Regions from separate parts of the Homo sapiens genome. Here region 1 is linked to region 2. Evidence: chromatin loops called from intact Hi-C (ENCODE). Cell type or tissue: A673. All regions are shown on one strand. Links, peaks and the distances in the headings refer to the core of each region. The heading gives the core; the rest is flanking DNA. Region 1 holds the start of FGFBP2 (fibroblast growth factor binding protein 2). Region 2 has its middle 38 kb from the start of TAPT1-AS1.

The links. Peaks named below come from ENCODE experiments on the same cell type or tissue, not always from the same donor. Only the 100,000 strongest peaks of a DNase experiment are listed, where the experiment ranks them.
Region 1: it touches region 2 in a loop (10-fold over the local background); 11 of 110 quality-filtered maps call a loop at or near these places.

Annotation. Positions count from the first base shown.
Region 1 is chr4:15,960,526-15,965,909 of GRCh38, reverse strand. It overlaps FGFBP2 (fibroblast growth factor binding protein 2), which reads left to right and starts at 2,735. Exons shown (of 2, transcript NM_031950.4): 1 at 2,735-3,472; 2 at 5,299-5,384. The coding sequence starts at 2,781. The coding sequence ends at 3,452. RefSeq lists an enhancer at 1,864-2,705. In A673, for the core only: CTCF peaks have their summits at 1,565 (motif pointing left) and 2,599 (motif pointing left); a DNase peak (open chromatin) is centred at 2,579.
Region 2 is chr4:16,261,925-16,267,308 of GRCh38, reverse strand. No RefSeq gene overlaps it. Among named protein-coding and RNA genes, the nearest start is that of TAPT1-AS1, 38 kb to the right of the region's middle. In A673, for the core only: a CTCF peak has its summit at 2,280 (motif pointing right); a DNase peak (open chromatin) is centred at 2,288.

The DNA of each region.
Region 1 (5,384 bases), core at 130-5,129, 300 kb after region 2:
TCTACTAAAAATACAAAAATTAGCCAGATGTGGTGGCATGTGCCTATAGTCCCAGCTACTCGGGAGGCTGAGACAGGAGAATTGCTTGAACCCAGGAGGCGGAGGTTGCAGTGAGCCAAGTTCACGCCATTGCACTCCAGCCTGGGTGACAGAGCAAAACTCCGTCTCAAAAAAAAAGAGAGAAATCACTGCCTTCAAGAGGATTAAAGCAGGATGAAGTGATAGAGGAACAGAAGAGCTCTTTTACATTGTATAGCGAGGGAAGGCCTCTGTGAAGGTGGCAGGGAGAAGGCAGCCATGCGATGTTCAAGGAAAAGATTTTCAGGCAGTGGGCACTAGTGCAAAGGTCTTGAGGTTTGGCTTGTCCCAAAAGCGAAAAGAGGAAGAGCGTGATTAGAGCTCTTATGATAAGTTCCCATTGCAGGGTAAACTCAGCCTCACTAGGGCATTGAAAAGGGCTGGCCATAACCTCAGGGTGTCTAGATGGGTCTAGCAAGCTGTTCCCTGCAACACTGTGGTGGGTGGGGGAAAGGAGGTTGGAGCTGAACACCTGCCTTCCTGTGGCCACGACATGGAGCCTGGGTTGGAGTGCTGTTTACTCCAGGGGCTCCTGAGTTGGAAGCACACAAAGGGCAAGCCTCTGTCTTAGAACTGGCCCTGTGGATTGGTACGGGGGCTGCGGACCCCACCCTAAGTCACCTCTCCAGCCTGATTCTCACCACTGCCTCCTTGCCCTTGACATTTCAGCAGTCCATAAACCTGCACTCCAGGATCACTCCTTTACAGGAAGCATTATCCTGCCTTAAGAATCTGCCCTTGGCCAGGCGCAGTGGCTCGTGCCTGTAATCTCAGCACTTAGGGAGGCTGAAGTGGGCGGATCACTTGTTAGGAGTTTGAGGCCAGCCTGGCCAACGTCGTGAAACCCCATCTCTACTAAAAACACAAAAATTAGCCTGGCATGGTGGTAGGCGCCTGTAATCCCAACTACTCAGGTGGCTGAGGCAGGACAATTGCTTGAACCTGGGAGGTGGAGGTTGCAGTGAGCCAAGATTGTGCCACTGCACTCCAGCCTGGGTGGCAAAGTAAGACTGTGTGAAAAAAAAAAAAAACCTACCTTTAGCTGGTTGTGGTGGTTCACATCTGTAATTCCAGTGACTCCAGAGGACAAGGAAGCAGGAGGATTGCTTGAGGCCTGGAGTGTGAGATCGGCCTGGACAACAGAGTGAGACCCTGTCCCTAAAAATTTTAAATTTAAAATTTAGCTGGGTGTGGCAGCCCATGCCTGTAGTCCCAGTTACTTGAGAGGCTGAGGCAGGAGAAGTAATTGAGCCCAGGAGTTGGAGGCTACAGTGAGCTATAATTACACCAGTGCAATCCGGTCTAGGTGACAGAATGAGGCCAAAACAAACAAACAAACAAACAAACAAAAAAAACACCTGCCCTTTACCCTTTCTCAACCTGACAAATTGACTGACTTGTCTTGAAGGTTTGGCACCACTTCTTGGAAGCTTCCTCTGCTCCCCACCTGGGGTGATGCCCTCTTCTGGAAGGCTCTCACTGCTACACACACAGTGGCTGCCGAAGCTCAGCCTGGCTTTAGTTCCAGCCCTACTAGGTCTTCTCAGGACTCAGGATATCCAGGTGGAAGGAAGGCTGTGCCAGGTACCAACTACCCTACGTGGGATCGCCAAGATAAATCCCTCACATTCAAACTAGTCCCCCAACATCCGTCAACCCTATTCCTAACAGCAAATTGCCACCTTTAGTCCACTCCACAGTGCCCTCTGGAAGGGTCATCAAAAGACAGTTATGACCATACCAAACTATGATTCTTGACACAGAATCAAAAGTTATTTTCAATTTATTTTTTTTCTATTGTAGAACAATAATAATAATATTTAAAATCATATTTTCCTGTGATATAATTAAAACTGTGTTATTTCAATTGAATTTGAAATAGAATTCATGGTCTAAAATAGACTGAATCCCACTGTGAACATATATTTGCATGCCTTCCTCGTCATCATTCAGTTGGTGCAATTGTAAGGCATGCAATAACAAGGGAAGTGAACATTGCAGCACTGTGGCCTGTGGCCACGGTGATGGCGGGACAGCCCCACAGAGGCCACACCAGGTGACTCTCAGCTCGGTGGGTGGGAGGGGGAGTGTCTCTGTGTCCCTCTGGCACACACATCCTCACACAACCTCACATAGTCTTTTTTGCATTTGCTAGGCCATCTCATAACACTTAGGCTCATAAAATTCTGGCTTCCTTTGGATTAACTAAACCCATGGTCCCCCAAGATGGGGATTCCAGGGAGCAGGAGGGAGCCTCGAGGCAGCCCAGACTCCCAGCTGCAAACCTCACTTTCCAGAATACCACTGCCACACCTTGGCATATACCAAATGTTGACAAAGAAGGCTGTTCCCGTACAAGGGCCAATTTTAGAGCAAGCACCCTGTGGTTGGAAAACTGTAAAACCCTCAGCCCCAAAGCTGTGTGTGGCGCTTTGTGCGTGACAGGGCTGGGGCAGATCTCTCTGAGGCACTCAGGAAAACCATTCCCTTTGCTTGTGGTGGGCGGCCCCTGGTGGCTGCTCTGCCCTTGCCAAGTGTTACGTGTCTAAGGTCTGTGGGCATGTTTCTCATTTGCTGCAAAACATCCTCCCCACCCTTGCAGAGAAAGAGTCTTTTGTGCAGCACCCTTTAAAGGGTGACTCGTCCCACTTGTGTTCTCTCTCCTGGTGCAGAGTTGCAAGCAAGTTTATCGGAGTATCGCCATGAAGTTCGTCCCCTGCCTCCTGCTGGTGACCTTGTCCTGCCTGGGGACTTTGGGTCAGGCCCCGAGGCAAAAGCAAGGAAGCACTGGGGAGGAATTCCATTTCCAGACTGGAGGGAGAGATTCCTGCACTATGCGTCCCAGCAGCTTGGGGCAAGGTGCTGGAGAAGTCTGGCTTCGTGTCGACTGCCGCAACACAGACCAGACCTACTGGTGTGAGTACAGGGGGCAGCCCAGCATGTGCCAGGCTTTCGCTGCTGACCCCAAACCTTACTGGAATCAAGCCCTGCAGGAGCTGAGGCGCCTTCACCATGCGTGCCAGGGGGCCCCGGTGCTTAGGCCATCCGTGTGCAGGGAGGCTGGACCCCAGGCCCATATGCAGCAGGTGACTTCCAGCCTCAAGGGCAGCCCAGAGCCCAACCAGCAGCCTGAGGCTGGGACGCCATCTCTGAGGCCCAAGGCCACAGTGAAACTCACAGAAGCAACACAGCTGGGAAAGGACTCGATGGAAGAGCTGGGAAAAGCCAAACCCACCACCCGACCCACAGCCAAACCTACCCAGCCTGGACCCAGGCCCGGAGGGAATGAGGAAGCAAAGAAGAAGGCCTGGGAACATTGTTGGAAACCCTTCCAGGCCCTGTGCGCCTTTCTCATCAGCTTCTTCCGAGGGTGACAGGTGAAAGACCCCTACAGGTAATACCCTTTCCTTTACTCATATACAGAGACTACGTGTATATACTTATATACAGAGACTACGTGAGAGGCACTTAGCACTTTCACAGCTGCTGCGACCACATCAGAGTCTCAGCGTGTGTTTGGGGGTGGGTTTGAGGCTGTCTGTTGCAGAGCAGTGTAGATGAGGTAGTTCATCCGGAGTGGCACTTGACCCTGGAGTTGCATAGGAATCACCTACAAGGAGCTCTAAAAATGCTGATGCCCAGGCCCCTCGCCAGACCGTTCCATCTATGTCTCCAACATAGTAGCGCAGGAATGTGGACTTTTAAAACTCTCCCCCAAGTGATTTGAATGTGCAGCCAAGGTTGAGAATCTCCTTGTGATGGAACCACCTCACTGTTAGACCGAGGCCTTTGGAATTCTGCCGGGTAACGTTTCCTAATGAACCAAGCATTTGCTGCAGCTGTTAGTGGCCGAGGTGCTATGTCATGGTGGAGGTGTCGCCACACCCCGTCTTGTTCTCAGTTTTTTCTCCTACAGTCAAGTTAGGGTGGGGAGTGTTGTGCACTGAGGAAAGTTTGAGTCAAATAGTCTTTAAAGTCTTTCTCACAGCTCTCAAAGCCTTTAATTGTTTTTTGTTCATCACAGAGGAGAAAATCTAATTAATAATAACAGATTTAATCAACTCCAAGTATTGCTTTTAAAAGACCAAACTTTTTCTTGTGGAAATAAGGCTTATTACTGATCTCTATCCTTAAATGTAGCAGCTTTCATTAATTTTGCACACCAGTAAGGAGTTCATTTACATGGGATTCTAGTCTTACTTGTGCACTTTGAGTTTAAAAGGAGAGTTTCTGAGTTTTTTTCATATTATCTATGTAAGAAAAATAGGAACAAAGCAGATTTCCTGATAAACAGCACTTTGATAACGAATACCACCAAACAAATAAGGCTTTTTCTACAAGCGCCCAGGCAGCAAGAAATGTTGGTTCACAACAAAGTTGTTTTGGTGTCTGCTGTTCTGGGCTGGAGGTTTTCTGCTTGTTTAAGATTTCAGATCTGTCCCAGAGGAGAAAAGGGGACACTTAAGCCAAAAAAAGTTACTATTGAGAGGAGGTCCTTTTTTTTTTCTTTTTAAAGTGATTTTTTTGGTCTTTCTACAAATAAGACATACAAATCATTTGAAAAATTCAAACACAACAGAAAAATACAAAGAATTTTAAAACTTCATCCATAATCCCACCACACAGAGATAAACAATGTTAACAGAAGAGTACCCATTTAGACATCCATCCATGCGTATTTACACAGACAGATGTACAGCGTATATACAGATGCATACAGGCGCTAAAGCTCAAAACAATATCTTGATCCTGCAGATAAGCTGCATAGGACTACTGTATTAGCTTGCTGGGGCTGCCATAGCAAAATACCACAGAATGGGTGGCTTAAACAGCAGAAATATATTTTCTCACAATTCTGGAGACTGAAATTCCAAGATCAAGGTGTCAGCAGGATTGGTGTCTTCTGAGGACTCTCTCCTTGACTCATAGATGGCAGCCTTCTCTCTGTCATTCCTCTGCGTGGGTCTGTGTCCTCATCTCTTTTTGTTAGGATACCATTCACACTGGATGAAGTCCCACCCAAACAGCCCCATTTTACCTTAACCACCTCTTTAATGGCCCCTATCTTTAAATACAAACGCTCCCTGAGGTACTGGAGGTTAGGACTTAAGTCTACGGTTTTTAGGTTTTGGGAGGGACACAATTCACACAATTCAACCCATAACAACAAAGAAAGAATTTTTCATCCCTTCCTTTTTTTTTCTTTTTTTTTTTTTTTAGATCTGACCTCTCCCTGACAGACAACCATCTCTTTTTATATTATGCCGCTTTCAATCCAACGTTCTCACACTGGAAGAAGAGAGTTT
Region 2 (5,384 bases), core at 248-5,247:
CCTCTTCAAAGAAGTGTTTTAATGTTCACTGATGGTCTATTTTTTTGCCTCCCATTTAATTAATTTCTGCTTTTATTTTCATTATTCCCTTTTTCTCTTGCTTTAAGGTTACTCTGCCATTCTTTTCCTAACTTCTCAGACTAAATAATTTCTTTTGTAATTTTATATCTTCTTTTGTCTAATAAATGTATTAAAGCCATAAATCTAAAGTATTGCAATAGCTAAATCCCATTATCTTTTATATGTAGTGTTTCGTTGTTATTCTCTTCTTAATATTTTGTAATTTTTATTATAATTTCTTCTTGATATACATTATTAATTGATAGCTATGAATTTTTTAAATTCCAAAACTATGGGGATTGTTTTTAGTATCAATTGCTAGTTTAAATTGCATTTCAGTCAAACAACAGGGCCTACAGCATATTAATTTTTAGGTAATATAACTTTTTTGTGGCTCAGATTTTTTTGTGTGTCATTCAGTAATATGTGTATTTTCTAACTAATGGGATCAGGGCTCTATTATGTTCATCTTATTGTATTGCTCAAATTTTCTAAATCCTTAAACAAATTGTTTTATCAAATTTTGAGAACATATGATAAATTCTCCCATATTTAGTAAGAATATACCCATGAAATTCTTTAGGTATTTACTTCAGCTTTTTGAAAGACGATGTTCTTAGCCGCAGGTGGGGTCAGACTATTTTAACTTCCTGTTTTTATTTTATTGTTATATAGTCACTCTCTTATCCCTAACATTGCTTTTGCTGCTATGAAAAAGGTAGTATCAAGCTAATATTGATAATTAATATTAATAATAATGCTACTTTTTTGGTTTTTGACATGGAGTCTGGCTCTGTCACCCAAGCTGGAGTGCAGTGGTGCCATCTCTGCTCATTGCCACCTTTACCTCTCAAGTTCAAACAAGTCTCCTGCCTCAGCCTCCCAAGTAACTGGGATTACAGGTGTGTGCCCCCACCCCTGGCTAATTTTTTTTTTTTTTTTGTATTTTTAGTAGAAATGGGGTTTGGCCATGTTGGCCAGGCTCATCTTGAACTCTGACCTCAGGTGATCTGCCCGCCTTGGCCTCCCAAAGGATTACAGGTGTGAGCCACCACGCCAGGCCAATAATAATGCTACTTTTAATATTGCTATCACAACTTTTTGGGGAGGAGGGCTTGCATAGAAAACTCATTTCCTGGAGGCAGTGAGCATGGCTTGGGCTGCCAGCCTGCAAGCTCAGGACCCCTTTGCTTAGGCCAGCCCTCAGCGAGAGAAAGCAGAAGCATGCCCTGTAAGCTCTGTCTTGTCTCTCCTTGCCCTGCATGTGCTGGGCAGGGACAGGGGAGCCAAGACTTTGCTGATGAGCCCTTCTTCATGGGCTGCTGACATCTGCAGATGCTGCTAAGCAGAAGTGCCCTGTTCTGAGCAGCTAATCCTGCTCCTCCTACCATACTGCAGCTCCTCTCCACACCAGGTAAGTCTTATCCCGCTCTCTCACCGAGGACAAGGAGCACATCCCAGCATCTAGCACATTCGATGGCTATCAAGACACTTCAGCCTAAGCTCAGCTCTGCCATGAAGAAGCTCGGAGACCGGGTAAATCTACTTGGCCTGTCTGGGTGTATGTTTCTTCTATAAAGTAAGGGAGGTACATGTTTTTAATGTTTGAGGTCATGGCTAGCTAAGGGAAATGCTATGAATCTATCTAATTGTAGTAAGTGATCTTGTTTTTAACATATTATGAATTTCAAATCCTAAGTGCTTCACTGAGAAATTAGACAAATCCTCAGAATTAGGCACAAGAAGGCTTGGTGATGGGGAATGGCAGGAAAAGCCATGAATAATAGGAAATATTTATTAGATTGCAGCCTGGTAGAGCAGGAGCAACTTTCTTTAAAAAAAATCAAACTAATGATGACTTTTTTTTTCCAGAAAATTCCCCTTTTTCCTAAACTTTCACATATCTGGGGAAAATGACAATTTTCAAAACAAAGCAGGTGTAAGTACGGCTAAAACATGTTTAATACATAATATCCCTTTGAATTTTATCTTGGTCCTCCAAAAATCTAACAAAGTAACTTTCTCCTAAGGAAAAAAGACTAAACATATAGATATTATAGAGAGCTTTTCCTAGGAAATCTTACCTATACCAGTGTTTTCACCCTAAAGTGCTACATAATTTGGGAAAATCCCGATACTTATCAAAATTCAGAAACAAAAAGCACAAATCTGAGATCCCAGGCACAGCTCTCCTGCTTCTTTATCGTCAAGCCTATGAATTTCACTAGGTGGCAGCATGTAATAACAAATAATGACATTATAAGGTTATAAATAACGAAACTGTAACAAGCTACTTTAATAGCAAATGTCAGCCTCACAAAGATTCTAAAATAATAGAAAGAGTTCTAGTCCTTTTTCAGCATAACTCTAAAGTCCTTTAGAGGACTTTTTTTCTCCACACATTCACACATTCTATTTTAAGTAAAAATTATGGAACTAATGGCTAGAGGGGTTAGGATTCTCTTTGACATCTTTTCTTCATTAATATTTAGATAAAGGAAATGAAAACTCACCTCTAAGCCAAAAGAAGTTTTAAAAGATACCAACAATTAGTTACAATTAAGTCTTTCTCAAGGTCAGGATTTTATTTGGCAATTAGTGATCTAGAAAAGAATGCCAAAATTTTTGACGCAGAAAAAAACATACCAATGCAACTGAAATATTTAAGGCCATAGGTAGCATTCTACAAATTCAGGGCATGAACATGTTTTGCCTGGCCTGAACTCTGTGTGTGTGTGTGTGTGTGTGTGTGTGTGCGCGTGTGTGTATGCAGAATTGTCCATATTCAAATTTGAACTTTTTTACAGAAAACTGAGATAAATTAAGGAAGAGCTAAGTTGATAGAGAGTCACTTTCATAGATTGGAAGACTCAATATTATTAAGATGTCAATTCTACCCAATCAAATTTCCAGCAAGTATTTTTGGTAAAGATTGACAAGTTAATTCAATAATTTGCAAATCCAAATGACATAGAATTGCCAAAACTATTCTGAAACAAAAAAAGAATAAAGTTTAAGAACTTAAACTACCTCATTTCGAAACTTATTTGAAAGCTGCAGTAACTAAGACAGTATGACAGAGATACAAAGAGAGACATACACATCAGTGGAAGACAAGACAATGAAGAGTTTAGAAATATGCAAACATATACGGCCCATTAATTTTTGCTGAAAATGCCAAAATAAACAAATGGAAATACAGTAGTCTTTTTAGTAAATGGTGTTGAAAAACTAACTATCCATATGCAAAAAACGAACTATCCATACGCAAAAAAAAAAACTCAATTTTTAATTCACACCACACATTAAAATTCATTTAAAATGGGTAAGACCTAAGTGAAAAAGCCATAACTACAAAGCTTCTACAAGGCGGAAAACAATTTACATTAAAAAGCACAAAAGAAAATCCTCACAACTTTGGGGACAGGCAAAGATTTCTTAGATAGAATAGAAAGGACACACCATAAAAGAAAAATTGATAGATTTGACCTTATCAAAACTTGTCCTTTCTAAAAGGCACTATTAAGAAAATGCAAAGACAAGCCACAGATTGTGAGAAAATGTTCACAATCCATATATATGAGAAAACACTTGTATTCAGAATATATAAAGAATTCTTCCAACTCAATAACAAGAAGACAAACAAACATCCAGTAAAAAATGGACAAAAGACTTGGATGCTTTATTGGCTAATAAACTCATGAAAAGATAGGCAACATCTTTAGTCTTTAGACCAATGCAAATTTAAACCAAAATAAAATATAACTGCACTTATAGTTTAGAATGGATAAAATTTAATAGACTGGCAATATCTAGTATTAATGAAGGTAAGAAGCAACATTGCTGGTGAAAAACCATCTGACAATTTCTTATAAAGTTAAATGTATATTTACCATCTCACTATTCAGTATATACCCAGAAGAAATCAAAGCATATGTATATGCACATGAATCTCCATAGTAGCTTTGTTCATAACAGCCAACCATTGGAAACAACCCAAATGTGTGGTTTGATTGGATAAACAGATTGTGGTATATTTATAAATAGACTACCACTCAGAAATAAAAAGGAACAAATTACTGATAACAACATGAATGAATCTCAAAAATGCTTTGTTGAAGAGTCCGGACACAAAAGAGTGTATACTATCTGATACTATTCATATAAACAGTCAAAACTAATATGGCGCCTGGGCGCAGCAGCTCACACCTGTAATCCCAGCACTCTGGGAGGCTGAGGCGGGTGGATCACTTGAGGTCAGGAGTTCGAGACCAGCCTGGCAACATAGCGAAAACCCATCTCTACTGAAAATACAAAAATCATCATGACGTGGTGGCAGGCGCCTGTAATCCCAATTACTCAGGAGGCTGAGGCAGGGGAATCGCTTGAACTCGGAAGGCAGAGGTGGCAGTGAGCTGAGATCGCACCATTGCACTCTCCAGCCTGGATGACAGAGAGAGACTCTGTCTCAAAAAAAAAAAAAAAAAAAAAAAAAAAGAAAACCCTATTGTGGCTTTCTGCATTCGAACAAGCACAACTAGTCTATATTAAGAGATTAAGAGCAAGCAGATCTATGGTTTCTTGAGATTGGAGATGGGGGACTTTGAATGCAAAGGGGCATGAGGTAACTTTTTAGGGTGATGGAATCAAACTTATGTCTTGATTGGGCTGGCAATTACATAAGTGAATATATATATATATATTTTGAAACTTATCGAACTGTGCATCTAAAAGAAGGGGGGGAAGTATACAAATTATCCCACAATAAAGATAATCAAATTAGTGGGCCCAGCAGTGTGGGGAGGGGAAATATAAGAAAGAGTAATTGCACCAACGCTGCTGTTTTCTGCAGCTTCCCTTTGATGTGTGACACGTGTGCTTCCGGTAGCCATGCTTCATGCTTTCTGCACTAGAATATATTAAGGATTCAATACAAATAGCAAAGAATTCTATCTCTCCACCTACAAACACTTCACACTTTATTTTTCTGCATTTTTGTACATCTGCTTTTCTTTCTGTCATCCTGACTGCTGCACTAGTCCAAACATAGCAATGAAGAGTATTGTGTGTGTGTGTGTATATATATATACATATATATATACACACACATATATATATACAAACACACACATATATATATATACACATATATATATGTCATCTGCCTTACATAAAATCCCACCAGTCTTAAGCCCAGCATAACAGACACTGGGAAAATAAAGCCTACCTGCCAAAAAATAGTAAGTGCAGAGACCATCACATATTTATTTCTAAGGAGTCACACTTCACCAAATGAATAAGGCTCCAGGGGAGGTGGAAAGGAC